Regions from separate parts of the Mus musculus genome. Here all the other regions are linked to region 2. Evidence: chromatin loops called from intact Hi-C (ENCODE). Cell type or tissue: heart. All regions are shown on one strand. Links, peaks and the distances in the headings refer to the core of each region. The heading gives the core; the rest is flanking DNA.

Region 1 (10,417 bases), core at 2,461-7,460, 73 kb after region 2:
GAAGAAACTGCCAGGCTCACCAACCAGCCTAAGGTGAGGTCTCAGAGGCCGCAAGCTGCCACAGGGACCTCATGAGCAGTTCTTGAAGGAGTTTCTCTCAATGGTGGAGTTATCACAAGTTGAGCTCAACAATGCTATGTAAGGCCAACCAATACATGTGTGTCATTAGTGAAGAATACCGAGGTGCAGCAAACCAAACCAAGGTCCGTCTCCCACTGTCTGTGGGGCCATGTTTATACCCCTTCCTCATGAGTCCTTTCACATGTTTGCTATATCAAAACATACTTTCACCATGTCTGCTTCAGGAAAAGTCTTTCATGAGTTTTCTTTAGCAAGAGATCCTAAGCTGGGTGTGGTGGCGCACGCCTTTAATCCCAGGACTCGGGAGGTAGAGGCAGGTGGATTTCTGAGTTCGAGGCCAACCTGGTCTACAAAGTGAGTTCCAGGACAGCCAGGGCTATAGAGAAACCCTGTCTTGAAAAACCAAAAAAAAAAAAAAAAGAGAGAGAGAGAGAGAGAGAGATCCTTTCACTTGTGTGCCCCAGCAAAACATCATTCGACATAATTATCTTTCCAAAGAAGATAGAAATTACACTTCAGCCCATCTTTCTACCCATCTATCCATCAATCCATCCATCCCACACCCATCCACCTATTCATCTACCCATCTACTCATCCATCCAAGTCAGCCATTCATCCTCCACCCATCTATTCACACCACACCTACCTCTTTATGCTTTTGTCTACCCTTGTACCCATCTATCCATCCACATCACACTTATGCACACCTAGCTATTTATCTCCTTACACAATCATCTGCCCATGAAGTCACCCATCTATCTACTCACCCACCACCCATCCATGTATGCATTTGTCACAGCCATTTACTCAGTAATATATGTCATATAATATCATATATATCATATATGACATTTCAGGCAACAGCAGGTCTCATACACAAGACTTCATCACCGAGTAGTGTCATAGTTGATTTTGTGTAGATACTCTGTGATGTTAACAGATGATGAGGTCACTGGAGTTTCTCAGATACTCCTCATTAAGTGATGCAGGGCTATGTCAATCCATCCTCCACGCTGCTCACTACATTCAGACAGCACCAGCCTTCCCTCACCTGTTGACACAGTCATCGTCCTGCTGACTCTCTCCTACTGTCCCATCCCATCCTTACCAACCTGGACACTGATGCGCTAGACTGCTTCTCTAATGTCATTTACACCCCCACTTCATGCCAGATCAGAATGCTCACTGCCCTTCCTCGATGCATGCTCTGCCACATCCCCCTTCTTCCCGTCATGCATCCACACCAAGTAGCTGTGCATGCCTCTTGTCACTCGGCTTCCCTCGTTTGCAGTCTTCCCCTCTCATCCATCCATCCTTCTATCTCCGCTTTCTATTTTCCACCCATGTATCCGTTTGTCCACATTAATTTCCTCTCCTCCCTTCAACGTCACAGACTGAGCTCCTCATCCATCTATCTATCTATCCATCCTCACTGGATCTATGAATTAAATTTGTTTATCCATGTACTTACATACTCCCTCCTCATGTTTTCATGAATTTATCCATACTCTCATCTCTCATGCATTTACACACACACACACACACACACACACACACACACACACACACCTGTGTTCCTTCCTAACTAGACTCCCCCCTCCTCTCCCTTGCTTCTCCCAATCATCCCTGAGTGCTATCCATCCACATATCAAGCATTCATCTCTTCTCAGATGTGATCATCCTCTGACACTCTGCTCATCCTTTTTTCTTCTTCCTGCTCACACCTTCTTCCCACTCCTACTGGTCTCCAGGCAGCCACTACAATCAGCTCATACATTTTCCTATCTCTCATCCCTCCCTCTTTCCATCTCTTTCATTCTCTGTGTACAGCCACATACCCACATGTTCATGGTTCAGAGCATGCCAACACTTTCTATGAGACTTTTTTTTTTTTTTTTGGACAGGGTTTCTCTGTGTAGCCCTGGCTTTCCCGGAACTCACTCTGTAGACCAGGCTGGCCTTGAACTCAGAAATTCGCCTGCCTCTGCCTCCCAAGTGCTGGGATTAAAGGCGTGAGCCACCACACCCAGCCTTCTATGAGACTCTTCTTATGTAAGTAACTACACTCGTGCTTATTTCTCTTCCTGAAGCTACCTGCCTACCCTCTCCAGTCCACCAGCTTCACCCCTTTCTGTCGGTATCACACAGTAATTTCTGGGTCTGTGTGTGGATGTGAACACACTTGCGCATGTTCACTTCCCGCTTGCCTTGTTGGGCACCTCCTATCTCAGCCTTGTGCTCATCAGCCATCTCTGGTGCACCTCCATTGTCTCTTATTTTTAGAAACTGACACACCCTAGATGAGCCAGATGTGGTGGTGCATCCCTGAAACGCTAACATTTGGGCAGTCAGAGGCAGGAGGATTTAGAGTTCCAGGACAGCCTCAGTTACATAGTAAGACCCTGTCTAAGAAAGAGAGAGAGAGAGAGAGAGAGAGAGAGAGAGAGAGAGAGAGAGAGAGAAAGAGAGAAAGGGAGAAAGGGAGGAAATGAAGGAAGAAAGAGGAGGGGAAAGAAAAAGCCCACAAGCGCCGACAGATTCTACTGGGGTTCATCCACCAATCTGTCTGCTTGCCTTCCCACTTTTCCTTATTTTGTCTTTCATCCATGAACCGCCACATGCATTCTTCCAACCTCCCTCCTCACACTATTATCCTGCTACTCCACAGACTCTCTTAGGGTTTTACTGCTGTGAACAGACACCATGACCATGGCAACTCTTATAAGGACAACATTTAATTGGGTCTGGCTTACAGGCTCAGAGGTTCAGTCCATTGTTGTCAAGGTGGGAACATGGCATCATCCAGGCAGGCATGGTGCAGGAGGAGCTGAGAGTTCTACATCTTCATCTAAAATGTGCTATGAGAAGACTGGCTTCCAGGCAGCTAGGAGGAGGGTCTTAAAGCCCATGCCCACAGTGACACATCCACTCCAACTAGGCCACACCTCCTAGTAGTGCCATTCTCTAGGCCAAGCATATACCAACCATCACACCGACCATCTACCTCTTCCATCCTTTGGTCACCCACACTCCTACTATGTACTTTCTTCCCTATCTTATCCCTTCCTCATCCTCTTCTTTCTGTGGACTTGCCCTATGTCCACATGCTTCTCCATCTTGCTTCATTTCTGTGTTTGTGTTGGATGTGTATGTTCATGTACAGTGTGTGTGTGTGGTGTGTGTGTGCATATTTGTATGCATGCCAATCCACATGTGTGTTAGCAAGCACAAATATGAAGGTCAGAAGTCAACCTCAAGGGTCATGCCTTAGAATTCATCCAATTTATAGAAAATATATACACATTTGGGGGGGGGGTTCGAGACAGGGTTTCTCTGTATAACTCTGGCTGTCCTGGGACACACTTTGTAGACCAGGCTGGCCTCAAACTCAGAAATCTGCCTGCCTCTGCCTCTCGAGTGCTGGGATTAAAGGCGTGCACCACCAAGCCTGGCAAATATATACACTTTTGTGTGTGCTTGAAGATACACTCATTGCCATGTATTGTGTGGAGGTCAGAGGACAACCTTCAGGAGTTTATTCTCTCTGTTCACCACGTGGGTCACAGGGACTGAACTCAGGTTGTTCAGCTTGACAACAGATGCCATCATCCATTGAGCCATCTCCTCAGAACTCCACTTTGTCTTGTGAGATAAGTTCTCACTCTGGTACCAGGGGTTCAACAGTTAAGTTTGACTGGGTAGCCATCAAACTCCACAGATCTGCCTATCTCTGTCTCCCTAGAGCTGAAATTATAGGTGTGCACTGCTAGGCCTGAATTTTGAAAAGCATATTTTAAAATTTATTGATTTTGTTTTATGTGCGTGCATATTTTGCTCACGTGTATGGTTGTGCACCATGCATATGCCTGGAGCCCAAGGAGGTCCAAAAGAGGCTGTCTGTCAGGTACCCTGGAACTGAAGTTACAGATGGTTGTGAACCACCCTTTACATGCTGGGAACTGAGCCAGAGTCCTCTGAGACTTTTCTCCAGACCCTGCTGACTTTTTGTTGTTGACATTAAATACGGGTTCCTCAGATCAAATGCAGGTCTTCATGATTGCTTGGCATGGACAGTTTACATGAAAAGAGCAATCTCCCAAGTCCCCATCTTTCTTTACCTGGAAGCTTATGACTGCCCTCCTCCTTCTCGTCATCTCTTTTGTTCCCTCCTATGATGTCACCATTATGGCCACTCATTAAACTGTCTAGCTCACCACATAGTTAGTCATCGACTCATCAGAATGCCCCAGCACTTTCCCACTGGACTTCCCACTTCACATGCAGCAAATAACTGCCCAGTGGATGATGAGGCATAGGCCACGCAGTCCCTGCCCATAGGATCCTTCCCTCTGGCAGGGAACTCAGACCATCACAACACTCATTGAAATGTCGGTGGTAATGTCAGCTGTGAAAACTGAGGAGAGTTGCAGGGATTGCTGTTCCATACAAAGTGGGCTCAGTCAGAAGTTCATGTAAGTGCATTGACTGTAAGCCCAAGGTGGTCCAGGCCAGAGATATGTGTGTCTGAAGAAGTGTGTGTCACAGGATGGGGAAAGTCCTTGCAGAAGCCCAGGGACAAAGTTCCATAGCCTGTGTGGTTGAAACAGGAGAAGGGACCAGACATGCCTGCCTGAGACATAGCTTTGTTTTCCACAGTGAGGGTTTTGTCATCTACTGTGAGTGGGTTCATGTGATGAAGTTTCCATGTGGGGGACAGACTAAGGATGCAGAGAGATGGGGCTGGGAACCCAGGTGGGAAAAGATTCCAAGTGATCCTGAAAGGTGGGTGAGGATGGCTTCTAGTTATACATTCCTTTGGAATGCACAGGGCATTGGTTCTACAGACACCCAAGCTCACAGATGCCCAGGTCCTTATTTAAAACAGCCTAGTGTTTGTTTAGATCCCACACACTTGCTCACATGCTCTCCAGATGACATAAAACCTCATTAAAAGGAAGGGCAGTTATTGTTCTACTGTACCGTATCACTTAGGGAAGCGGGGAACCCACACTTGTTCAGTACAGAGTCTACTTTGTCAGATATAATTTTCTCTGAAGCTCAATTGAATCTACAGACAAGGAGCTCCCAGGCCTGAGACCCAGACAACACTCTATCCTGATGGAGCTTCAGGGCAAAAGGAACTAGAGGAGGCTGGCGATGCTTGCATGGACTGTTCTCACCCAATCAGTCTAAAATGCACAGGTGCTGTTCACACAGGAGTGAGGCATCATGGGAGGAGCGGTCTTCATCTCTGCTATGAATCTGCCAGTTCGTGCCCTGAGCTTCCACCATTCATGTCCTACCCAGCTGCCTGCTTCCTCAAAAATGTCAGTCACACCTAGATCTACTCACATATTCCCATTTCCGGTCATGGAGCATACATTGTCTTTTCTTTCTCTTTCCTCTGCTCCGTGTTCACCTGTTAGTCTGCCCCGCTGCTCTCTTCTGCCTACCTACTAGCTACCTCATCTCCCCCACCCTGACTCTTTATCCCCCCTGAGTCTCCCATTTACCTTTAGCAAGACAACCATAAGCTATCAAGTGATGGTTGAGCTCTTAGCATATTCCAGGCATGGCCCCAACCTCCCATGATCAAATTGAATATTTTAACTAATGATAACAAGACCTTGTGATGTAAGTGCCATGGAAAAAACTGGGAAACTACACACAGTGCTACAAGGCGCACCCTGGAGATCACCAGCAGGGTGTCACAAATTCTTGTTTTTTATTTGACTCTGGGCTTCCCCTGTCCCTGTCTGCCCATCCTTTCCTTCCTTTCTTGGATCTTCTCTCCTCTCCTCTCCTCTCCTCTCCTCTCCTCTCCTCTCCTCTCCTCTCCTCTCCTCTCCTCTCTTTCCTTCTCCCCTCCCCTCATAACTTCCCCTCCCCTCCCCACCCCTCTCCTCTTCTCTCTTCTTTCTCCTTTTTCCCTCCCTCTCTCTCTTCCTCTTAGCCTAGGCTGGCCTCAAATTCAAGTTCAAGGATGACCTTGAACTCCCGGTCAGTCAGTTGGTCAGTTGTCTGGCCTCTGCCTTCTAAGTGCTGGCTTTTCTGGTGTGTACCCCTACGCTCACCCGTTCATTTGTGGTGCTGGGCATCAAACCCAGGGCAATGTGCATGCTAAAGCACTCTGCCAACTGAACTCCATCCCCAGCCTTTCTGGGCTGCTATCTAGCACTTCTTCCCCATCCCTGCTGGTCCGTTCTTCTGTAAGTGAGCCAGCTCCTTTCTGCCCTGCCTAGCCTAACTCCCCAGCCCACCATTCTACCTGTATGTTTCACCATACACTCTAAAACCCCTGCCCATGTGCCCTCCAGCCTCCCTCCTCCTCCCCTCACTCCTGTATATACTGCTTCTGCCATCCCTCTGGTTACCCACCCTGTCTTCCCTCCTTTCCATTCCTCTGGCTACCCACCATGTCATCTCTCCTTCCCATCCTTCATGTGTTCATGCCTGCTGGATCACCTCCACAGCCTCTCATTCCCCAATCTGAGTCTTCTGCTTTGGTCTCATGAGTGAAAAGTATCCACACTGTGTGACTTCCCACAGTGTCAGTTTGGCTGACTGGAATTTTACAAGACCTCAGCACAGTCAGGCTCTGGTCAGGTCTGCCCTCTTCTGGACTGTAGGCTATTCACATTTCTGTGAATCCCCACATGGTGGAAGGGTTAAAGGTCTTTTGGAGCCTTTTGTTTTTTCTTTTAAAGGACAACATTTAATTGGGGCTGGATTACAAGTTCATAGATTCAGTCCATTATCATCAACTGGGCTACATCATGGTAGCATCCAGGCAGGCATGGTGCAGGCAGAGCGGAGAGTTCTACATCTTCATCTGAAGGCTATTAGTAGAAGACTCACTTCCAGGCAGCTAGGACAAGGGTCTTAAAGCCCACACCCATGGTGACACACCTCCTAATACTGCCACTCCCCTGGCCTGAGTGTATACAAACCATCACAGACAGCTAGAGCCCCAAGCTGCTTTTTCAATCTATAGTCCCCCAATTATGGCTTCTTGTGTCCATTCTCGTTTGGGAATTTTAGTAAGAAACTTCTAAGTTCTAAGTCTATGCTAAAGCCAAGATTGATCTGCTAGGATCAAGCCCACCTACAGATTTGAGAAATATCCCATGACTCTCGTGCACATAGTGACCCTCCTCTCTAAGGGTGTGTGGGGAACAGACTAATAGCTAGCTGTCAATGACCATCTTCCTCTTTCTCTTGCACTAATGATCTCCCCGCCCACTTTTTTCTTTTCTTGGATATTTTCTTTATTTACATTTCAAATGTTTTCCCCTTTCCAGGTCTCCCCTTTGGAAACCACCTATCCCATCCTCCCACTCCCTGCCTCTATGAGGGTGCTCCCCCACCCACCCACTCCCATCCTCCCAACCTGGCTTTCCTCTACACTGGGGCACTGAGCATCCTCAGGCCCTTTGAGGCCTCACCCTCAAAGGCCCCACATCCGACCAGTCTCCGGGGGTCAGAACCTTCATTGTGTACGTTGATGGGGTATCTACCCATAGCACTTCCTGACCACTTGGTCACCATCAACCTTCCTCTCCTCTCCTCTTTCCTGTCCTTTCAGCACCCACTGGTCTGCCCACCGAGGACCTGCACTGCCTTCCTTCCCTTTATGGAGTTATCTGTCAGACTACCATGCCCTCGCCTTCCTGACTGACTCACCCAGCTTCCCACTGGTCTCCTCACTACAATCCTTTTTCCTACAGCAGACATCATCTGTCACTTCTTGGGCCCCACTGGACCTTGTGTGTCTTCCCAGCTCTGGTGGATTCTCTAGTGTTCTGCTCCGGCCCTACCCACCCACTTTGTTCCTCTTTGCTTTCAGGTTGTTCCTCTGTCTACTCTCCCAAGTCCTCTTACTGGTCTTTGAATGTGGACTGTGCATCACAGTGGACCAGCTCCTCCAGTGGCCCATGTGATCTCATCGCCATCACACGAGTGGTGGTACCTTTCACGTGTTCATCTCTCTACCTCACCTCTGAACTTCTGACTCTGCAGCATTGCATCTCCAGGCGTCTAGCCGTGTCCAGAAAGCAGCTCTCACCAGTGCCGGGGCCTGCACCGCCAAGCGCCTTAGCCTGAGCCTCCCGGGTTTCCTTCTGCAGCTTAACTCTTCCTTTACCCTCAAGGCCACCTCACCTCAAGGCCGCCTCATCATCATCTCCCACACTGACCTCAGCCTGGTCAGTTCTGCCTTGAACACAGCTCCAGAGATCCACCCTCCAGTCCACTTTCATTGCCACAGCTCTTGGCCATGTGATAAATTAGCCTTCTCTCGCCAGGCCAGACTCTGGCTCCTCCCTGTCTGTTCTTAATCCCCAGCCAACTGCTCTGCTAGAATCTGTCCAGCCTTTCCCTTTCTTCTGGCTCTATGTCATTCTGAGATGTCTTCACAAAGCCCCCACTTCTTCTTGACAGCTTCCTTTGTTCCCTACCTATCTGTGCTCTGCCCTCCCATAGTAGGCCCCGGTTGACTCCAGCCACCCCCTCATGGATCTCTGTTCCCTACACACACCTGGTGGGCCCCCCCTTGGAGCATACCCCATCAGAACCAAACTTGTCACTGATCTCCTGACAAACATCCACTTGATGAAGTCTGTCTGGGAGATGCTTGCCTTGTGTCTTGTGAGTCCTTGTCTGGCCTGTGAACCCTGAGGACAGAGGCTTTTCTTTGTTTCTTGTTGTGTACCAGGGCCAGCTGCAGTTACACACCCAGGATGCCAGGGTAGGCACTAAGTATAGATTGACTGGCTGATTGATGAGTTTAAGAATCTGCACTTATCTCCCATTCATTAGTCAGTGGTATATTCTTTCAACATCTTTCCCCTCTCTCTTCACCCATCCCACATGCAATCCTAAATCTGTTTACCCATTCCACCCATCCAACATACATGCCAGGAATCCATCCCAAAGATATAGAACACCAGTTCCATGCAAACACCAATTCAACCACCTGACACACCTTCATAAACCCATCTGCCCACATGGCACACTTCTAACTGTGTGTCCATCCTTAGTACATGAAACACAGTACAATAGCCCAGTGTGCCAGTCCAAACATCCACTGTATCCCACACATGCAATATATGTACTGTCTCCTCACACCTCCCGTTCCTCTCATCTAGAACACACTTACATATTCATATACTCATCCATCTGCCAACCCCCACAGCAAACATCTACTCATACCTGTCTACCCTGTTATTCCCATTTGACAAATGTCCTTCTGTGTACCTAACCCACTCAGCCAGCATAGGAAAAAATTCACCTACCTGTCTCTCCTGTCCATCTAATGCACATCAACACATCAGTGGTCTCATTTGCCTTAGCTACTCGGCACACACACACACACACACACACACACACACACACACCTATCCACTGTTCACTTGATATTCATTTCTGTATGTATAGCTATCGTCTACCCTTGAGAATTGTAACATATATATTTTCTTTAAAAAAATAAAATAAAAAGACCAATGGTGAGCCAAGGCTCTTCTGCATACTCCTTGCTAGTCAGTATTGTTCTAGAATCATCTTTGTCTTCCTCATAGGAGCCTACAGGCAAGATGATGTGCTGGAAACATGAGGCCTTTTCCAGCCCTGTGAAGTGGACACTTTCTTGTGTCCACACCACAAGCCAGCACCTGGAGCAGCAAGAGGGCCCACTGACTGTGTGAAGTTACCCGTGGGTACCCCAGAGGCAAAACTCCGGCTCAGAGTGTTTACAGCACATCTGCAGCCTTGGAGGAAAGGCTTGCAAGAGGAAGTAGAACAGCTGGCTTGTTAAAGAGAACACCTGGCTAATGATTGCAGTGGAATAGGTGAACTAGATACAGAATCTCACTTGCTAGAGATCCACCTGTCCACACAGCTGCAAGCGTCAGTCAGAGGAAGGATGTTACACTAGAGTTAACAAACAAGTGGGGCTGCCACTAAATCCAAGGGGAAGAGAGAATTTAATTTCCTGGAGAAAATTATAAAACCTTATCAATGACTTCACTCAAATTGTGGGAGCTCAGTAAATGGGGATATGCCTCCTTCTTGGTGACAGAGATGTTGAGTCCCTCCCATATCAGAGTCTCACTCCCACCTTTACTCTCCTGACCCTCAGCCCTTCACTTCATACATGCTCTCTGTCCAACCCATCTTCCTGGTCACCCCTCTGCCCTTTACTGGCTCTCTTCCCTTCCTCTCACTCTATCCCACCCCTATCCTTCCTTCTCCCTGCTCCCTCTGCCCACTGTACCCATCCCACACCTCCCTCCCCCTTCTCCTTGTTCCTGCCTTACAACTCCTTCCTCCTCAGGACTAT
Region 2 (10,417 bases), core at 3,111-8,110:
AGTAGGCTGAACTGGAGTCATTGTCAAATGGTATGTGTGGTCTTGTAGTTTTGCACCCACTTGGCCGCTCATTGCCTGCTGGGTGTTCATGCCCTGCTTGGACCCCTGGGCTGACTGTTCACCTCACCAGTCTTCCTGCAAAATTGAGCGCACATGCGCGCGCGCACACACACACACACACACACACACACACACACACACACACACCAAACAAAAACAAAAGCATTCTCTTAGGCCCTGTGTGGAAGGCAGTCAGGGCTCAGGAGAGTGGTGCCCACCTCTTATAGTGAACTTGCCTTTCTGCCCAGGAAGAGAGAAGCAAAAGGGTCCCTGGACCAGCAGCCGGGCCTCTCTCCGCCTGCCACACACCCTGCCCATGGGTGCCTCTGCACAGGCAACTTGAAACATGTCCTTCAACCCCAGAGAGTGGTGCCACCGCCCTAGGAACCTTTCTCTGACCTGTGGGGGCTCAGGGCCCTTGGTTGCCTAGGCAGGCCCTGCATTGCCCGGCTCACTGGGGCCAGGCCCTTACTCCTTTCCCGCTTCTGAACCCCACCCAGAGACACCAGATCATGGCTTGGCCCCAACCCTGCTGCTCTGGGGCCCCTGGGGATCAGAGGAGGGTTGGAGCTGCTAAAGCCCGCCAGATGTGCTGGGATTAAGAGGTATATCACAAGCCAGGGCTGTGAGCCCCCAAAGGCTCCAGAGCAGCTTCCAAAGACATCTACTGCCCCCTGCTGATAGTGCATAAGACACTGTATCACAGTCCCTCATGGTCTTGAGGTCTTTTCCACAAGCTGTACCTACCCACAACTCCCCCTCAATTGCCCTCTTTGCCTTCACAGAGCCAGCTCTAGCCTCCTGCTCCTCTACCAGTCCTGGCTGGCAGAGAGGGTGGTGCCCGTTTTTCAGGGAAAGGCCTAGGAATCAGGCCTTGAGCAGAGAGAGGCCCAGGACTGGCAAATCTGTTCAGAGCACCCTACCCCAACCTTGAGAGGACAGTGGTGCCAAAGTGTAGCCTGCCTTGTATCTCAGATCCTCCTCACAGGGCTCCATCAGGACATGTGAGTGTGAAAGAGAATTTGTTTATTACAGAGAGATCTGAAGAGCCTGCACAAATATCCACAGCTCTCCATCTGGGAAAACTGAGACCCGCGGTGCTTTCAGGAGCGAGGCCTAAGCAGGGGAAGGCGAGGCTGCAGGGCCAGAACACGATCCACTTCCCTGGGGGACCGCAGGTGGTGCCACTGGGCGATGGGCCGCCGAGCATGGGCCAGCATGTCTGCCCAGTGCTGTAGGGGTTGGCCAGAAGCCCGGGAACCCAGCAGCACTTTGCCCACAGGCTCAGTCCGGAGCTGCAGACCACGGGCCCAGACAGCCAGCACCAGGTCCACACTCTGCAGACATGTAGAGGGGATGGTTGTCAGTTTGGCATGGCACAACGTCCCAGGCCACTCTGCCCTTCCTCCCAGCTCCCTACCTGGAGCTGGCTAACGGGAACCAGGAAGACGAAGGCCTCGTTGAAGTAGGGGGTAGTCGTGCCTTTCTTGGAGGATGTTTTGCTCTTCTTCCATTTTCTCTGGTTTAACATAAGCTGGATCTTCACGTAGGCCTCTGCACGAGTGAGAAAGTTCAAGAAGGGAGTCCCATACATGCACACGAGGGTCCAGCTCGCTGTCCACAAAAGTATAGCTCTCACCTGCAAGCCCCGGATTCAGACCCCGAGCCTCCAGTACAACCACAGTCAGGCTGCCTGAGCTGGGCACGTAGCGTAGTGAGAAGCACAGCTCCCCCATCTGCTCAGGCTATGGGCAACAAGACGGGGCTGCAACTGGGAGGGTCATCCTTACCCTTGGGGGTTTGAACTCAGCAGGTACAGCATTCAGACCTTGTCCTCCCCCCATGTTACAGGTAGATCCCGGGCCCCTACCAGCCAGGCTCACCTCAGTGGTCCCTGGAGGGCCTAGCTGGTACCAGCTCTCCAGGACATGTTGAAGGTCCACGGTGCCCAGGGGTAGTTGGAGCTCACCCAGTGGCTCGTGTTCTGAAAACCGCTTGAAGTCCCACAGCTGCACCTTCAGAGTGGCTTTGGGCAGCTCTGCTGGTGGGACCTGCAGACAGGGTAATGAGCTGGGTCCTGCTGCCCTGGCTCCAGCCCACTCTATCTACCCAGACTAGACTTACCAGAAAGCAGCATGTCTCTTCAAACATGGGAGAGAGCGTCCCTCGGTGCACCTTTGTCTCATGTCTTCTCCCAGACTGGGTGGACACACTGACCCAGGCGTAGGGGTCTGCTGTGCCCTCAGCCTTCAGGTTTCCAGCCTGCCTCAGGCCCACTCTAATCTGAGGGCCAGTGGGTTGGCTCAGCCTGGGGTCAAGAGGTTCTTTTCCCCTGCTCCCCTCTACCTGACTCTTCATTCATCACATTCTCCATCAACCACAGAGCCTCTGGACCTGCTGAGTGAGCCTTACCTCCTGGCTTCCAAAATCATACTCTAGTGACAGCAGGAGTCGACCCCACTGTTGGTCCCCTCCAGAGCAGGGTTCTAGGCAGTCCACATCTGGTTGAACCTGGGGTGGATGGTGGGAGATCAGGCAAGTATGATTGAGACCAATCTTTAACCAGAGATCTGGACTATTGTAACACAGATCAGCTCCCTGAGACCAGCCAATCTTCCTTCAATGTGACATATATGCTACTACTGCTACTACTGTAGCTTCCAATGGACCATGGACCAACATCTGCCTGCTTCCTGAATCACTCGTTCCCTATCACCTCTGCTCATCTCCTTCCTCTGAGAAGAAGGCCTGCCAGGGCCGCCTTGAGCTCCCCAGCTTGAACCTTGCACCCCCCCACCCCCTCCCCGGAGTGAACCAGTACAGGACTGGACACAGGTAGATTTGGGTTTCTGCTCCTCACCAGGTGAGTAGTGGTGCTATTACGGGCACTGCCCAGGCCCACAGTTTCTTTATCCTTGGGTTGCTTCCTGTGGCGATGGCGGTGGCAATAGCAACAGATGACACAGAGCAAACAGGAGACTAAGAGGACTCCAGCAGCAAGGATGGCGATAAAGAGGGTCCAGCGAGGCCCTAGGCCAGGGGCACAGGCTGCTGAAATGTCTCTCTAGACAATCTGGCTCCCCACTAGGCTGGTCCATGCCCACACTGCTTTTGGGGTTCCGACCACTCACAGGGGATCCTGGTGATGAGGTCTGGGATGAGACTGGGCCCAGCTGTGGCATCAAGTGGGGCAGAGGTGCTGAAGGGGTTTAAGGCGTGCCCCATCTTCATGCTCCTATCAGCTTTGAGGAGATAGTTGTGGAATCCAGGTCATTTGAGGGGTGGTCCTTTATGTACTGACTCTTCACCTGTCAGCAGCCAGTACTGAGTCCACCCTAAGCAAGAAAGTAGCCTAAGGTAGCCAGGGCAAGGACACTAGCCAGGAAGCCAGGCAGAAAGAGGCTCTGGGCCTTGGCCAAAGCACTGACTTAGCTGCTGCAAGCCCCAACTCTTGCCACTTTTCCCAGTTCCCAACCCCAGCCAAGTAGGCCAGGCCTGGCCTGGGGGCAGCCTGGTACCTGCTTTTGCTGGCCCTTGCTCACTGGGACCCTCCAAACCTACATATCTGGAAGATTTCTGTCCTTTTTTTTTTTTTTTTTTTTTTTTTCTAGAACTTAAAGGCCTTTTCTCATTTTTGGGGATGTCTTATCTCCTGCACAGAGGACCCATCATAGCTCTCTACATTCCAAAGACCTGCCATCTTCTACACGGTAGTCCAGTTGGTTCACTGTAGCCTCAGGTCCGAGAGTAGCTTGGGCTATGAGGTCATGTAGGAGGGAATTGGGGATGCAGGGCACAGGGCCACCAGCAGGTGGGCATGCGCTCCAGCAAGTCTAGGCTGAAGGAGCTTTGCTGGCATGGGCACCAGGCCAGTATTGCCTGAGGTTGAGGGCGAGGTAGGGGCAGGCAGGGGCAGGGCATAGCTGGGAGAGCCTGAGCATTCCTCCATGCTGAATCAATGCCCGCCCAGACTTGTCTACCTGCCTGCTTGGCCACCCTTGGCATGGGAGTGGAAAGGAGGAGGCCATGAAGCTGCTTTGGCCTCTGTATCCTACCTGCCTGGGGCCTGAAACACCTGGCAGGCTGGCTTCTCCCCCACCCCACCCCCACCCCGTGAGCAGAAAGGGTGGGGTTCTCAGCTGGGGACTGGGAGCCACTGACTCGCTGAACTCAGGACCTCCCCCCTCCCCCACAGCTTCCCTAGATGGCAACTGCTGGCCAGAACTCAGTTTCTTAAACTTGAGTCTAATGCCACTGTGCCACAAGAGCCTGCCAGCCCTCCTGCTGTATCTAAGCCCAGACTGCACACAAGTTACTAGACCAGCCCACTCCTCCAGGGGTGACTAATAGACCCTCTTGCTCTTGTGCCCTCAGCCTGGAGTCCCCAACATGATTCCAAAGGGTAGCTCCTCCTGCAATATCAGTGGTTCACTAACTGGCAGCCACAGCTCACAGAGCTCAGAACCTTGCATCTCTCAGTGATTCGGGGCAGCTGCAGATCAGGAAGGGACCAGTCTCTGCCTTCTCCGTCTCCCTTTAGAGGTCCTCCTGCACACATGGAACCATGATGTTTTCAAGGGTGGCCTGAGGCTGGTGCTCTGAAGTTGGCATGGCCCTGGAGCAGAGGTGCAGAGGGTTTTTAACAAGAAGCCATAATGACTATGGAGAGTGGTCTGGTGGGCACCTGGAAGGACCACAGTGCTAGGCTGAATATCCTCTTCACCTCTTGAAATTCCTCAGTTTTTAGCACAAGTACCATATTTTAAATCATCCCCAGGCCCTGTGTATTATACAGCTAGTCCCTAACTCGGTTTCAGACTCATCTGTAATTTGGTGATGAAGTAGGAGCTTGGTGAGTCCCCTGAGGATGGAGAGAGGTGATCTGCTGGCCTCAACAGCCTGCCTGTCCACTAATATCACTCTTGTCTGGCCTTCTGAAGGACTCTGCTAGGCAGGAGTCCATAGGTGGTGGTCAGAGCACCCCCAGTGGCTCTGAAGTTGGCATGGCTCTGGAGCTGAGGTGCAGAAGGTTTTTACAAGAGGCCACAATGCCTATAAAGAATCTGCTTGGAGCTGGAGCTGAGATGTTGTTCCTCAAGGGCCCCTAGCACAAGAGGGCTAAGGTCAGGCTCAAACAAATCCGGCCTCCACATGGGGCTCAAAATGTTTTACCATTTGGAAATGGTGGAGCTGGTATGAATGTTGGGATTAAAGTAACATTGATCTCTCTCTGACTCTGTCTCTGTCTCTGTCTCTGTCTCTGTCTCTCTGTCTCTCTGTCTCTCTGTCTCTCTCTCTCTCTCTCTCTGTGTGTGTGTGTGTGTGTGTGTGTGTGTGTGTGTGTGTTCTTCTTGTCTAAAGCCCTCCCTCCCTTATCCTAAGAACAAGTGGTAGGGAACAGAGGATCTAGAAGTTGTGACTTCTAACTGTATGTCACTCAGGAGGGCATCCTGAGTAGCATGGTGGTAACACATGCCTACAGGAGGCTTCAGGCTGTTTGGAAGCTGTCTCCGGAAGATTCTGAGGCCTCAGAAACACCAGCTCCTGGTACTAGGGAGAGTTTCAAGGCCTGGAGACATGGAGGCCCCTTAGGACTCCCAGGTTCCAATGGTGGTAAAGGTGCAAGTAAAAAGACAGCCACTAGGAGGAGCCGTTCTTCCCGCTGGTCCCCACCTACCAGTAGCACTCAGTTTGCTACTTTAGAGAAAGTGTGAGCAGCCTGAGCTAGACAGACAGAAAAGAGGAGTCATAATTCTCTAGTCCCACCTTATCTTCCTGCTCTTGCAGCCTGTCTTCTGTGACTGCTGCGGAAGACCCTCTCAAAGGACTAGCACTGTTTGACCTAGGAAAAGGAGGTGGGAGTCCCTGCTCCATCTCCAAGCTGTGAACACCCAGTTCTGTAATCCCTTCCAGGCAGGATGTCTGACTCACAGTTGGGTCTGAGGCCTGCACCCATGGCCCCAGCCTCTCTCAATCCACGCATTCTCCAAGGCTTGTGTGAGCCCTTACCTTCTCCAGGTATCTCTTTCGAGTCCCTCACAATGAACCAGACTTGTACTGGATGTCACCCAGTGATCCCTTTAAGATGTGAGCCACTCAGTACAATGCTAAGCCTCTCCTCCAAATTTTCTGTCAGCCCAGGGTCAGGTACTCATTTCTGGGTTAGACTTGCTGCCAACCTCACCTACCTACCCTCAGCCTAACCAGACCTTGTGCTATTTCAAAGGTAGCAGGTTTCTGAGTTCTTTCCCCCCCCCCCCCAGAAAAGCAAGACACCCGCCAAGACAAGCATAGAGGTGATCCCTTCCTCACCTGATACCTACTGCTTCCTGTGACGGGTGGACTCAGGCCTGCTTGCTCAGACCCTAGTCACTGGGAGGCTGGTTGTCCACTCTCAGGCAGCACCTGATGCCCACAGCAGAGCCCGTGGTGCCTGTTGCTAGTGATCAAATGAATCTTGTGGGGAAGAAGGGGTGTGGAGGCAGGGCTTTGGGGAGCCCCACCTAATGACCGGAACTGCTGGCCCTCATAAACCAGGAAACTCCCTTGAGAGCGAAGGTCTCCCCTCTCTGAGGTCCTGGAGCAGGTATCTGGACTCTATGCTATCTTGAGGTGTTCCTCAAGGCTGGAGGTTACTCCAAGCCACACCAAACTTTGCACAAAAGGGGGTGATAGGCCCGCTGGGCTGACCTCTGTGCAGGCTCACACACCCAGAAGTCCTGAGTCACAACCTGCTTAGTTGAAGAATGTGCCCCCTGGCAATGCAGGCCTAGGGAACTCAGCACAAAGAGGGTGGAACCCTGTAAGGGAGCTGCCTAGCACTGTGGCGGACTATCCTGGGGCCATGAGGGCCTGACTGACTTCGCTGCCACCCTCAGAGAATGTTCTGGAGCCCATCCGGACCTATTCCCTTGAGTTTTTAGCTTCCCAATGAGCAAGTCCTCTTCCTGGTGTCCGAGGTTAGATCATTGGCAATAATCTGTTCAGTTAGTTTGGCTCCAACCAGTGTTGTAGCCTGGGCTCCTCATTGTGCTCTGACCAGTTGGTCCGGTCTGACCACTCTTCAGCCCTTATCTGTGCCTGACAGTCAGACATTGGAATGTGTAATGGTTAACGTCTCTGGGCTGATGAGACAGACCTTGTTGAGGAAACTTCTGCTGTAGAATGCTCTGGGACTACCTCATGTGGGACATGGGCATCCATGCTTTTCATAAGTGTCTCTGGGCACGTGGGCAGAGACGTGAGATGGATCTATCCTCTGGTATGATTCAGGTTCTGTAACAGAGACTTAGAAATAAGATCAGAGGGGCCAGTGGTGTGCCTGTAGAGATATCAAGACACCCTGGTAGCAAGCACCTGTACTTTGGGACCCAGCAGACCCCTGTGCAGCAGAGCTTCAGGCCCCCCAAGTAGCTCCCACAACCTGGCTGTGTAGGGGCTTTGTGCCTCTCCAGAATGAGGGCGCCTCCGTGGCGAGACGGCGTCTGAGGTTCTGAGGCAGGAAGGGGAAAACCAAACAGAGCTGGCAGCCCACGGCCAGGCCCGCGGCCCCCAGACGGCGGCTTGGCAGCCAGAAGCCCCGTGGAGACCCTGGCGGGGCTCCTGGACCCGGATGCTTCCTTTGAGGATGCCTGGGGAATGTTTGAGGTCAGAACACACGGCAGACGCTGGCGAGAGAGCCCGGAGCCTCTGGCAGGGAAGCAAGAGACGTGCTGGGATGGGACACGTGTTCCCTGTCTGTACTGACCCTGCTGTGGGCCCTATCCTCCTAGGCAACCCCTTTTACCTGGGGTCTGGGACAGCAAAAGCTGGGTGCTCAACTTGTCCCAGACCTTTGTACATAGCTTGTGTGTCCGATCAGGTTATCTATGACTTTTGCACTGAGAGAGAATGCACCCCTAACATCCAAGCATCAGAACAAACCTGAACCCCATTATCTAGATACTTTGGGAAGCTGAACCCCAACTTCAAATATCTGGGGAGCCTGTACCTCATTACTTGAACATCTGGTAAGGCTGCATCCATTTACTCACACATTGGAGAATGCACACTGATCTACCACCACCTAGTAACCCAAAGAACACAATCCCCATCTCTTAACCACCCAGGAAGGCTACACCCCATTGTCCCAGAATCTAGAAAAATGACACCATTATCTAGGTCTCTAGGGGATGTGCCTCCTGCCTGTGCTTTGACATAGGACTACCACTGCAACATCAGGACCGTGCACCCCACTTGAACATGGTGCTATGCTGTGGCTTCCTTGGATAGGACACACTGAGTTTTGAGACTATATTGGAGACTCCAGGGATGTGAACCCTGATGCTTGCAGTGCCTGGGTGAGTCTTCCATCTCCTACATGTATGGCAACACATGCCCTATCATGATGGAACTCACTTACTGGGTGGCTGGATGCATCTCCCAAGGGCTTCAGAGACTTGGAGTCTAGGGCCCCATCTATCATATAGCTTTATGAAGGCCTCATACATCCTGATTTGGGAGGAAGGTCTCTGTTCATCTAGGGAAACCATAGAATGGTGTCTTTACATTTGTGACATTTGTGAATACCTGGGGTACATGCCTCATGTACCCAAATGTTTCTGCAGCTGAGTGACCTGTTCTCTGTTCATTTGGGAACAAGAGCTCCATTCTGTGGTCATCAGGGTCTTGGACAGCCTGTACCCCACTTGTTAGGCCTACTGAATTGCCTATTGACACAAGGTACATAGGCCCGCCTGCCAGGTTGGAGGCCCAGGGCCGGTGCTGCGTTCCTGTGGTTTTGGACACGCCGTTCCTGGGCATCACACTGCTGTGTGCGTCCTATTCACCCTTGTCTCAGCTCTCTGTGCGCCATTCATTGAGCTCTGGGCTGCCTGCCCACCCCTAGTCTCCCAGGTGTCTGTACTCTGTACCTGTGCCCCATGTACTGAGCCCGCTCAAGAGCTGATTGCTGAATTCTGATCTCTGTACTCCATGGGGCCGAATGTGTGGTACCTATGCCCCATGAGTTGAGCATGGAGTCCCCACAGTCCACTGTACTGTAAACCCGAGTTTCCCATTCACAATCTCTTTAGCATCTCCATCCTTACCACCCCATGTCCTTGAAGTGGGCTTTTGTGAACAGTTGGGTTTTACAGACTTTATCCAGTTTCCCTCCCTGAAAGGTTTAGTAGCAGCTTCTTTATGTTTTTGAGACAGGGTCTCATGTAGTCCAGGCTGGCCTGGAACTTACTACGTAGCTGAACAAGACCTGTAAGTTCTGATCCTTCGGACTATACTTCCTGAGTGCTGGGATTACAGGCTACCAAGCACAGTTTATACAGTACTGTGGATCAACTCAGGGTCTCATGGATACTAGACAAGCACTCTACACATTGAGTTTCATTTCCAGTCTTCTCTGCTAGATTCTGTGTCACCCTCTGTTGGATTTCTGATGTGGGTACTCTGCTCACTTGAGTACTAGGGTGACCAGACTATGGAGACCTGGTACCTCATTTGTCTGGGTATCTAGGTGCCTTTTACTCTCAACATCACAATAGCTAGGTTCCAAGAGCCCCACTTTATGAGGCTCACTGTCCTGTGTCCTATCTGAGGGTCTTCTTGCTCCACCCCAGTCCTCTCTGCACAGGAACAGATGGCATCCACCTTCAGATGTCTGTGTGCTGCGTATGGATTCTCAGAGAGGGGAGCAACTTTCATACATCTCCACAAGTATGCTTGGTTCATCAAAGGCTGCGTTCAGTCCTGTCTCTTTGCCTACAGAGCTGGAGATATGGTGACTGCGCCTTCCTTTGAGCTAAACAGAGTTCACACTCATGTTCCCGGCTAGCTGGGCCCTGCAACTTCTTCCTGGGAACCCTTGCTTTTCTGGGTGTCTGGCAGTCTGCCCCTCATTCCTCTAAACTGCTAGGTAGAAAAGACTTCAAGAATCACCCCACAACTCCCCCGCCCCATTTTCCAGGGGCTCAGCCAACCCTCCCCTTCACCCTGGAGTTGTGCGCCAACCCAAGAGTGCTGGCTGACGCTGACGTGCACCCCCACTCCAAGGCTCCAGTCTTCCTCTTCATCATCGCCTGAGGTTTGGACAGCTTGTCCTCCTTCACCAGGGTCTTTGGCAGCCTAACACCCCACTGCCTGTCTCTCACGTAGGCCCACATCCCAAGGCGAGGGCCCCCAGCAGCCGTTCCAAGATCCACTGCGTCTTTGGATGTACACTACCCATTCATCACAGCGGGCGTCACGGCCCATGTGAAGCCATATCCCTCCTGGTCCCGGTCTCTATTCATGCATGGCGCCAGGCTGGCTGCTTCACCTTCTGAGCACCAGAGTTCCTGCTGTGGCTCTGAGGACCCCTATA
Region 3 (10,417 bases), core at 3,558-8,557, 61 kb after region 2:
GGCTGCAGGCTCAGTGGCTTGTCCCCAAGTCCAAGGGCAAGAACTACACTGTCCTAGTGGATATAGATGTGGGAGGGTGTAGGCAAGGTGGGAGCTGAGGCAGTATCGTCTCTCGCCTGCTTCTCGTGTCTAGTTAGCACAAAGTCCTCCTAAGTATCTCAGAGAGGAACACTGTGTCCTTGTCTTCAGCTGTGTGGCTGTGTCAAACATTCTGTCTACATTCTGCTCTTTTGACTGCCCTGAGGGGAAATATCAGCTGTGTTGTATATGTTCTGGCTTGCAGGTTCCATGTAAGTCTGACCAGTCAAAGGCAAGAGGTATCAAGGTGGAGAAACAGATCTTTGGAGAAGCCACCAAGCAGCCTGGAATCGTATTTGTTGCAGCCAAGTTTGATGGCATCTTGGGCATGGGCTACCCTCATATCTCTGTTAACAACGTGCTTCCGGTCTTTGACAACCTGATGCAACAGAAGCTGGTGGACAAGAACATCTTCTCCTTCTACCTGAACAGGTGCAGCAGGAGAGGCGTGGCTCTTACCCTCCCTTGAGCTCTGCTTCAGGGCAAAGGATATAGATGGGACTTAAGAGTCTGTGCTGTAGGCTTGGCCGTGGCATCAGACCTAAGGGTATCTGGTAGGTAGGAGTTAGTTACTTTACCTGCTTGGGAGAGAAAGCCATGAGCCAGGGACTTCAGTCAGGAGATGCTGGTTGCCTGGGTCAGAGTCTGAGCTGCTGGGATCCAGGCACTGGTGAGAGCAGATGTGGTCTCTGGGCTGCTGGTTGCTAGGAAAGACATGGGTATGAACTTTCTGTGACACCGCTCTGGGGACAGGGTCCAGGAACCTTCCCTAGGACAAGGTCAGGAGTCACTGGGGAGGACTAAGAGCCCTGGGTTATACATTGAGAGTGTCCTTGGAGGAGGAGGGGTGTCGCTCCCTGAGAGATTTGGGAACTTTTCTGTTAGCAGCGATCTCCCCCCTCCTCAGTACAAGTGAGACCCCCTCCCTGCACACACCCTTCCTCCTCCCTACACACACCCTTCCCCCTCCCTGCACACACCCTTGCAAGGAGCTTCCAGCAGGCCTGTCCAACAGTCTTGTTTAGGAACTTTACAAGATGGGCAGCTGGGTGTATGGGGCTCCTCACTCTCTGGGTTTAGCTCCTGGGTGTGGATGGGGTGTAAGTAGGTGGCCTACTGCTCTGAGTTGCTGCTGCTGACCACACCTTCCTTTTCTGGGCTGACTTACTTGCATGTCTAGCAAGGGTAACCTTCAAATGCCCACCCCATGCTCTCTAGGCCTGAACCCTAGCCCCTTGTTGAGGCTTACTGGCCCCATGCTAGCCCAAAGTCTTCTAGTTTTGCTTCTCCCATGTTTAAATGGTAACTACCCAGCTTAGCTCTGGGCAGAGTGGCTCCCTAGAGGTAGGGGTGTGGATGAATAAATAGGGTCATTGACTTCGAGGGCCTCTGCTTCCTAGAATAGGTAGGTGCCCAGAAGTTAGGCGGTCTGGGTGTAATGACACGTGCCTTTAATTCCAGCACTCAAGCAGCAGAAGCAGGAGGGTCTCTCTGAGTTCGGGGATAGCCAGAGACATCAAGAGATGTTCTCTCAGAAAACAAAAACAAGTTGGCCAGGTTGAAGCCTGGAGACCTGTCTTTTCCCAGTCCCATGGTGCCTTGGGGCAAGTGGCCCACAAGTAACACTTGCCTCTAAGTCTCAGGGCTCTGTTCTACGATCTCAGGATACACATCCCCCTTGCTGGAGCCTGTCTCCTAGGAGGAGCCCCCCAGGCTCAGCAACTAGGAAAGGATGTGGTAGTTACAGCCTGGGCCCCAGGGCACTTACTCTGCCAGCTGGGTCCCCCGGCTGGTGACCCAGAGGTGTGGCTGCTAAGTAGGCAGGTGTGAAACCAGCAGAGTGAGGGGCAAAGAGGCTGCGGCTCTGTGACCAGGCAGTGTGGGTGGAACGTGGGCGAGGTGAGGAGAGGCAGGGCCAGTACCCATTGTGTTTCCACCCGGGATTGCAGAGGTGATGACAAGCCAAAGCCAGGCCAAGGTGGAGACTTAGGCAAGAGAACAGGGTGAGGCTGAGGGATCCATGGGCCAGGAGGAAGATGGTTACAGAGGCCTGCCAGGACGGCAGCTCCTGAGATGAAAGCTTCCCTTCAGCTTTGGGTAATCGTGCCCCAGAGTGATGCCTGGCCAGATGTGACACATTACCCAGGCCCCTCAGGTCGGAGGTGGCAAGCTTGCATACTTACTCGCTGGTTGCTGAAGAACATTTACTGCTGTAGGTACAGACCACTCTCCCTGTGTTCTGTTTGAAGGTATTGTGTAGGGGAGTTGAGAGAAATGTTTACAGGAGAAGCAGAGTGATAGCAAGTGCTATGTCCATGGCTGAAGCCAGCTCAGCTTCTCAGGACCGTGACCCTGGCTTCCTCTTAGAAGCCTGCCTTGGGTTTTGCCAGGCAGAGAGCATCCCTGTCCCTCAGCTCCAGCCTGACTCTCAGCCTTGAGCTTGGCTATCAATGGCTGGCCCTGATCACCCCCAGCCAACATCCTGAAGAGAAGGGCCAGCTGTACCCAGCAGCTTTTGTGGGACTGGGCTGGAAGCCTATATCTATAGGGCCAAGGATCCTCAACAGGGCAGCAGATGCAGAATGGGAACTTAGCTTAGGATCCGAGCCCTAGGCTGGGTGAGCCCTAGGCTTATCCCTGGCCAGGCAGGGCATCATGAATGTGTCAGGTCAGAAACATATACAGGCATGTTTCTGTCTTTCAACAGTGTTAGAATTTATTAACTCGAATTATACATACTAAATACGTTTTATTTACTGTAATTTGCCAAGGAGTCCCAAATTTATTTGATAGCCAACCGTTGGCATTACTGATTCTTTTATTCTGATTTTTTTTTAAATGTGTGTCTGCGTGGGAGTATGTTCGTCTGAATGCAGTTGCCAGTGGAGGCCAGGAAGAGGGTGTTGGATTCCTAGGAGCTGGGAAGTGAACTCAGTCCTCTCTAAGAACAGCAAGCTCTTTTAGCCACTGAGCCATCTCTCTTGCCAGTTTTCAAATCTTAATTAAAAATACTAAGAGCTCACATGTTACCCTTCACCCAATACTGTCTATATGTTCAGGTTCCAGACTAGCTAAGAAAGGGCTGCAGAGCCTGGAGACGCTGTATAGAAGTTGGAAGTAGAGAGCTGATATAAACACAGGGAAGAGTAGGGAACTGCATAAGAAGTGGTCACAGGCACAGAAATGTCAGTTGCAGGTTTTGGTGACAGACCTTTTTCAGGGTCACTTTGGAAGTGTACTGAGTTCAAAGGCAGGAGAATCTGTTTGAGCCTACACCCTGGGGACAGAACCAAGGGTTCTTTGCCAATGACAGAATTCCTGGACCAGGCTTGTCGGTAGGCTTGCTGCATTTCAGTCTTAGGTTGTCCCTTTGTAAATCCCAGGTGAGGGGGGCTGTCATTTCTGGTGTGACTGATAAGCTGGAGTCTGTACGAGCTAGGATCCGATAGTTTCAGTTGTGGTTTTATCAGTTCGTTTCTCCTGGTGCGCTAAGAGGTGGGAATTTGCTTGTGTAAATAAGATAATAGAGTCATTCTTTTTGCTACTTACACTCAGAATGGAATAGCTGAGGCTAAGGACGTTCCTTTCAGAGCAGGTCCACCTTGTCCTCAACAGTTCCCCAGGTCTCTCCGCAGGGGAGCCCTCCTTGGTTGCCCCACTTAATCACCTTCCTTCTGATGTCTGATCCTTTGCTGACACTTCTGAACTAGTGGGTAGAAGCTGATCACTTACTTCCTCCTAGGGACCCAGAAGGGCAACCCGGAGGAGAACTAATGCTTGGTGGCACTGACTCCAAGTACTACCACGGGGAGCTGTCCTACCTGAACGTCACTCGAAAGGCCTACTGGCAGGTGCACATGGACCAGTGAGTCGTGGGTGTCGCTGGGGGCTGGGAGTATTATGTAGGGGTGATGTGCGGGAAGCCTGGGCAAAAAAAGCAGGTGTCTTCCAAGGCAGGGTCTAGACAAGCTATGCCCTATACTCACCTGTGACAGGGTAAAGTGACTGATACATATTTGCCTCATAGGTTGGAGGTGGGCAATGAGCTGACCCTGTGCAAGGGAGGCTGTGAGGCTATTGTGGACACAGGGACATCTCTTCTGGTGGGGCCTGTGGAAGAGGTGAAGGAGCTGCAGAAGGCCATCGGGGCAGTGCCTCTTATCCAGGGTGAGGTAAGCTACTGGCCTGTGTGGGCTGGCCAGCAGGCAGAGAGGGTTCCCGAGACCATACCTTCAATACCACATTCTTCTCTCTTGTGTATCTTAGTATATGATTCCTTGTGAGAAGGTGTCCAGCCTGCCCACGGTCTACCTGAAGCTAGGAGGCAAAAACTATGAACTACACCCAGACAAGTATATACTCAAGGTGAGTCGGTGTGGGCGGTGGCAGTGTGAAGCCGGGACACCTTGAGTGAAGTGTGGGTACCGTGTGATCACATGTGCCCATTCTGGCCTTACAGGTATCGCAGGGTGGAAAGACAATCTGCCTGAGTGGCTTCATGGGAATGGACATACCCCCTCCCAGTGGGCCGCTCTGGATCCTGGGCGATGTCTTCATTGGTTCCTACTACACTGTGTTTGACAGAGACAACAATAGGGTCGGCTTTGCCAATGCTGTCGTACTCTAACTTGCTCCTTCTCCACTGTCAGGGAACTGGATCAGAGTCCAGTAGAGGAAGCCAGCCAGCCCCATCCCTCCACCTGCCCCACTCACACATAGTCACACTCGCTTAGTGTTGCTGGACCCTTGGGGGAGACCTGGCTGGAGCTTGTCCAGCTGTTCTGTTCTGTGGTTCCTCACCCTGGGTTCAGATTGCTGCCCTCTGCCTGTCTGAAGGAGGCCAAGGCCCACCCAGTACACGAGGCTGCCTTCAAAGGCCCCTACTGGTTTAATAGCTGCTGAGATGGATTGTCTTGTCCTGCCGCCCTTTGCTGTGTGGGCAGTACTCTGAAGCAGGCAAATGGGTCTTAGGATCCCTCCCAGAAACCTGCTCTGACCCAGACCCATCACCCAGCTTGGGGATGGCACCACGTTCTACTGCCCCTCCAACTCTGGCCTGGCAAAGGCCTGAAGGTGAGCAGGAAGGAGCAAGAGGACAGAAGCAAAACTATGAACCTGGGGGGTTACCTAGGGCTTGACCCCGCCCTCCTGGGAAGGCATGCCTCAGCCTGGGGTAGAGGTAGGATGACTGACTGGTTTTGGCTGGCCTCTGCTGCCCTCATCCTGGGCTAGGCAGCTGGGAGCCAAAGTTGAAATACAAATAAAGTTGTTTTGGGCCTTGATCTCTATTGGTGTGCTCTGTACTGTTTCTGAATTGGGACCTTGGCGACGGAGCTAGCTAGACCAGTAGAACCCAGTACTACTGAGGGCTAATTCGGGGACACGCTGGCTGTGGAGAATATTGGGGGGGGGGGGGGTAGGGAGTGTGCTAGAGCCCAGACTTGGCTTTCAGCACCAGGCCAGTGAACAGAGGGGACTCCTGAGGCTCTGGCTTGCTATCTGGCCTTGTGGGCAAGATGAGTCTGAACTAGAACTGGCAGGTTCTGGGACCTCAGGCAGTAGTCAGGCCGGATGTGGCCTTGGCTGGAGGCCATGGAGCGGGCCTAGAATTCTGTGTTAGGTCCTGTGTTGAATCATTTTCAGAGGTGGCCAGGCCAGCACCTGCTGTGCTTTGCCAGGGAAGCAGCCTATTCCCAGAAGAAACGGAATAAGCCTTGATGGGAATCTTGGGCTGCATACATTCCCTTTTCAACAGTCAGTCCTTTAAGCCTGGGTCAGAAAAGCCATCTGCTCGTCCTGGGTGCCCTGGGCAGTCTCCCTGCCTGGGCCTCTGCCAGGCTCAAGAAGCAGTCTTCAGCTTTTTGAGTCTAGCCAGTGTTGGAGCCTGCCCGGCTGCCTGGGGTCTTGGAGATGAGAGGTCAGAACTCTCTGCCACGGACTACAGTTGTTCTACAAGCATCTGTGAGAAGGTTCGGTTTCAGGGGGCGGGAGAAGTGGGTGAACACAGGTTTCAAATACAACAGTGGAGGCAACCAGCAGGCTTTTAAATAGAGTAGGAGTTATCGAGTGCTTACTGGTAGGGTAGAGCTTCCTTTTGGAATCAGCTCTGGAATCTTAGAGCCCCTTCCCCACACTAACAGGTACAGGATATAGGGAAGTGTGACCTCTGTCACTTTCTGGGGTTGTCCTGGCACCCTTTGCCTGCTGGTCAGTGGCTGTCATTGTTTTGGTAGGAGGGTTTGGGGCAGGGGAATATGTCCCATACCTGAGCCCTGTTAGGTTACTTCTGGAGAATGTTCACCAAGGGTTGTCAGAAGGCCAGTAAACATGTACCCAGTGTTCTCTGTCTGAAATCTGAGCAGGGAGTCCCGCAGGGCCTGGCAGGGCTTCTGGAGACTAGTGTTATCAAAGGCTTGTGCACCAAAGCTGGAGACAGATCTCCTCCCTGCCCTGCAGGCCTGAGGCTGAGCTGTGCTGCCAGGCCTGCATACTGGGGCCGCTGCTTCTGCAGATGCCGCTGATGCCACCATCACCACCCAGGGATGCCCCGGGGAGCACCCCGGACTCTAGCTCAGGGTTCACATCAGTCTCTTAGCTGAGTGACCTTCACATCAGCCTTCATGCCCTGGGAAGAAGAAAGACCCTTGCTGCAGGCAGGGATAGGGAAGCTAGCTTTACTCTAGTTTTCTCATGGTGGGTGTTTCTCCCCTCAAACCCCTGACCAGGGTATTAGTGAGGCTGGACCATACCCAAGTCTTGCCCTGACCAGCTTAAAGTGTAAGGTTGGGACGCTGACTCCAGAGCCATAAAGCTGACTCTTGGGAAGAGGATTCCAACTCACCCTTCACCTTGCCAATGACCTTGAGTGGACCCTGCCCCGAGGGCCAAAGGGCCAACCCTTCTGCTTCCTGAAGTCTGAGACTCCCAGGCCAGACATGCCAAGGACAGCACCTGACTTAGGTTGTGTGGTAAGCAGACTGTCAGGAGTGCGAATGGATGTAATTAGTTGGGTGGTACACAGCCGCACACAGGCTGGGGAGGGAGTGTCAGCATGTTTGGTTGTCAGGCCCTTGGGATCCAAAGCAGTGGTGGGGTTGGATGAAGGAAAACTGACTTCCTGGCACAGCCCACTTGCCCCCAGGCTTATTGGACCAACAAGGCTAGGCTCCATGAGGGAGTGCCCAGAAGAAAGCCAAGAAACGGTGGGAGGGGTCCTTGCCAGTGTGGAAATTAATTCCACCCACTCAAGGAGAGTCTCTTTCTTTTTTTTTTTTTTTCCTCTACACTTAAGATCCACTTCACACTGAAAATTCCTGACACGCAGAAATGAGCTGTGCTGGGGGTCAGAGGTGGGGTTTGGGCTGGAAAGGGAGGAACTTGGCATGGGGCGGGGCTTAATCAGGAGACAGGGCTTTGAAGAAAGACTCAGGGTTCAGAGAGCCAAGGTTCCAGGAGACCAGAAAGTCTAGGGGCCAGGCAGCCCTGGAACTCTCTGGAAAGGGTCCCAGAGAAGAGCTAGGGAGAATGGGATCCAGGGAGGCAGAAAACGAGGCTTTTACACACAGTTGGGGGAACTTCAGGGTAGGGTGAAGAGGACCTACTGAGAACTCCACCCCCACATGGTGAGGTAGGGGTTCTGAGGGAGGGAGGGAGGGCAGTTGGGGGCTCTCCATGGTGAAGGAAGCCCATTGGGGCTTCTCTGGAGGTGGGGATCAGTTGAGGACAAATGTCCAAGAGAGACTGAGGATGGGAAGGAGATGAGGCGGGGAGAGAAGAAACTGCTTGGCCTTGAGTCTTAGAGGACAGTATTGCTTAGAGCAAGTCATGTGTAAGGACCGAGCACTGTCAGGGCCCAGGATGGGGGTCAGAAAGGTCATGAGCGGGGTACACAGACCGAGCTTTAAGGAAATCAATGTAGGGGTGTCTGAGAGGACCCAGGCTTCTGAGTAGCACATCTGTCCCTGAGGGCAGAGCAAAACTTGTGAAGCAGGGACAGGCAAGCCTGTTACAGGTCAGATCCTTCAAGTCCCTGTTATGATGAACATATTAGAACATATGTCAGACTTGGGTGACAGGGACTTCAAAAAGGAGGCCCAGGGCAGGGTTCTGAAGATTGTTGGTGAAGGGCCTGGACTTGGACTCGGGAGAAAAAAAAAAAAAAAAACAACCCTGAACATTGACCTTGGGGACTTGGGAGACAGGATTGAACAGAGATGAGTGTCCCTCTGGGGTTTGATGTGTTGCATCCCAGTCAGGTGGGAACTATGATCTGCAGTGTGTAGACTTCAAGGGACCAGAGACTCCCAAAATAAGCCTGATTAGAGATGGAGACTTGAGCAGCTCAGACAGGGCTTAGCAAGTAGCGAGGTTGGAGCCCAGCTGGGCAAGATCAAGGAAGAGGTGGGTGAGGGCTTAAAAAGCTGATACCAGGACAGGGCCTCATGAGAAAAGGCTAGGACCGCCACGGGACTGAGGATGGCAGGTGGGACTCAACAGGGCAGGGAGAAGAGATGCTAGGTAAGGGGGTTCTGAAGGCACAGGTCTTGGAGCTAACAAGGTTCAGGTGGAAGAAATGTAGGGAGAAGGGGGGTCAGCCGTGGGAATAAAGTGGAATGCTCAGCAGACAGACTTGCCGGGACTTGAGGACCCGCGAGAGAATTTGAGCACAGGTGGACTGGGGTAGCAGCGGCTTGGTGGTCGGTGGATATGAGAGCCATGCAGCTCATGGGATAGAGGGGTGCCAGCCTTGCGACTCCCCGGGGTCCTGGCTTCCGGGCTAGCGGGCCCCCTCCCTCCCTAGGGAGGAGGCGGAGGTGTCTGCGACGCCGCCGTGAGTCAGGCTCTGGCTGCAGCCGCGGCCGGCCTGGCGCTGCGGAGCGCGCGCGGGCAGCGGGGGAGGCAGCGGCGCCAGCCCCGCTCGCTCCCCGCCCCCAAGGTTGGGCCGCTGGGACGCGATCAGCGGACAGACAGCGGGAGAGCGGAAGGACGCGCGCTCCTAGGTTCAGGGGTCTGACCCACTCGTCGAGTCGCCAGTAGGTGAGCGGTACTGGTGACTGCTGCAGCCCGGGGTCAGATTGGGGACCACCCAGTTCAGCCACAGCCCCTTGCTATCACCTCACCGGCGCCGGGTGCGCCTGGTGGCGCAGAGCTCCGGCGCCAAGCTGTCTCTTGGAAGTGTCCATTTCGCAGAGTGTCATTGTGGGTCTCTTGGTGGCACGGTTGGGGGTGGGGACAAGAGGGGAGGTGAGTGGTTCTGTGTGACAGTGTGCGCTCTTAGGGTCTCCCAGTGCCGCTTTCTGTTGGCTTTGGAGTTTGTAGTCCTGCACCTGCGCGGATCCTCCGGAGATGTGCCTGAGCCTGTGGGGCGGTGTGTAGCGCTGCGTGTCTGGGTGGGCAATTGTTTACCTGGCGCGTCTGGGCGCAGGAGTATGCTGGGACTGGAGAGCTGGGCTGGTGATTGTGTGTGTGGTGCGTCTTGGTGTGTATGTGCTTCAGTGAGCGCTTTTCATTCTGCCAGTCAATGACTAGGGCAGTGTCACTGTAGCTCTGAATGCCCTGAGTGCGTGGAGATGCGGGGCGCTCTGCTTATCGCAACAGGGTGTCACTCGGGGTGCTGAGGGGGAGCTGTTGTGTGTGTGGTTGTCAGTAGGCGCAGATGGCAAAGCGATGAAAAGCCCTGATGTGCTTGCCAAGACTACTGCGAATGGCTTTGGTATTGGCTGTGGCCGGCTGGGTGGGGGAGGCAAACTGGCAGCTGGCAACCTCACAGGGATTTCCATCTCCCAAAGACCATTTATGGGACTGTAGGGGAAATGCTGCAAGGCTCCAGGTTGGGTGCTACTGGGCGCACAAGGCCCAGCAACTCCTCACTCTGTCCCTCCCTCCAGGCTCAGGGCCCCAGCCAGTGCCCAGCCCTGCTGGGAGCCCCGGCTAGCACCACGGACGGCACCCAGGAAGCCCGAGTCCCCTTGGACGGGGCCTTCTGGATTCCCAGGCCACCAGCAGGTTCACCCAAGGGCTGCTTCGCCTGTGTGTCCAAGCCTCCTGCCCTGCAGGCTGCAGCGGCTCCAGCTCCTGAGCCTTCGGCCTCACCCCCCATGGCACCCACTCTGTTTCCTATGGAGTCTAAAAGCAGCAAGACTGACAGCGTTCGGGCATCGGGTGTCCCGCAAGCCTGCAAGCACTTAGCTGAGAAGAAGACGATGACGAACCCCACCACAGTCATCGAGGTCTACCCGGACACTACGGAGGTGAACGACTACTATCTGTGGTCCATCTTCAACTTCGTCTACCTCAACTTCTGTTGCCTGGGCTTCATTGCTCTGGCCTACTCCCTCAA

What was found. Peaks named below come from ENCODE experiments on the same cell type or tissue, not always from the same donor. Only the 100,000 strongest peaks of a DNase experiment are listed, where the experiment ranks them.
Region 1: a loop joins it to region 2, with 4 times the contacts of the local background. A loop is called at or near these places in 6 of 42 quality-filtered maps.
Region 3: a loop joins it to region 2, with 2.2 times the contacts of the local background. A loop is called at or near these places in 7 of 42 quality-filtered maps.

What each region holds. Positions count from the first base shown.
Region 1 is chr7:142,357,207-142,367,623 of GRCm38, reverse strand. All of the region lies in intron 2 of Ifitm10 (interferon induced transmembrane protein 10), which reads left to right. Among named protein-coding and RNA genes, the nearest start is that of Ifitm10, 11 kb to the left of the region's middle. In heart, for the core only: a CTCF peak has its summit at 6,701 (motif pointing left); no DNase peak of the experiment used is centred there; H3K27ac peaks cover 212 bases.
Region 2 is chr7:142,431,048-142,441,464 of GRCm38, reverse strand. Syt8 (synaptotagmin VIII) reads right to left here and starts at 4,631. Exons shown (of 9, transcript NM_001285861.1): 1 at 4,526-4,631; 2 at 3,192-3,302; 3 at 2,921-3,090; 4 at 2,473-2,571; 5 at 2,185-2,343; 6 at 1,944-2,111; 7 at 1,700-1,805; 8 at 1,481-1,614; 9 at 1,069-1,397. The coding sequence starts at 4,532. The coding sequence ends at 1,164. In heart, for the core only: CTCF peaks have their summits at 3,862 and 5,693 (motif pointing right); DNase peaks (open chromatin) are centred at 5,684 and 7,714; H3K27ac peaks cover 4,629 bases.
Region 3 is chr7:142,370,859-142,381,275 of GRCm38, reverse strand. Ifitm10 (interferon induced transmembrane protein 10) reads left to right here and starts at 7,530. Exons shown (of 3, transcript NM_001347541.1): 1 at 7,530-7,700; 2 at 9,966-10,417. The coding sequence starts at 7,698. It overlaps Ctsd (cathepsin D), which reads left to right. Exons shown (of 9, transcript NM_009983.3): 5 at 284-510; 6 at 3,821-3,943; 7 at 4,106-4,250; 8 at 4,345-4,443; 9 at 4,538-5,366. The coding sequence ends at 4,705. In heart, for the core only: no CTCF peak of the experiment used is centred there; DNase peaks (open chromatin) are centred at 5,615, 5,965, 6,465, 7,145 and 1 weaker place; H3K4me3 peaks cover 154 bases; H3K27ac peaks cover 3,692 bases.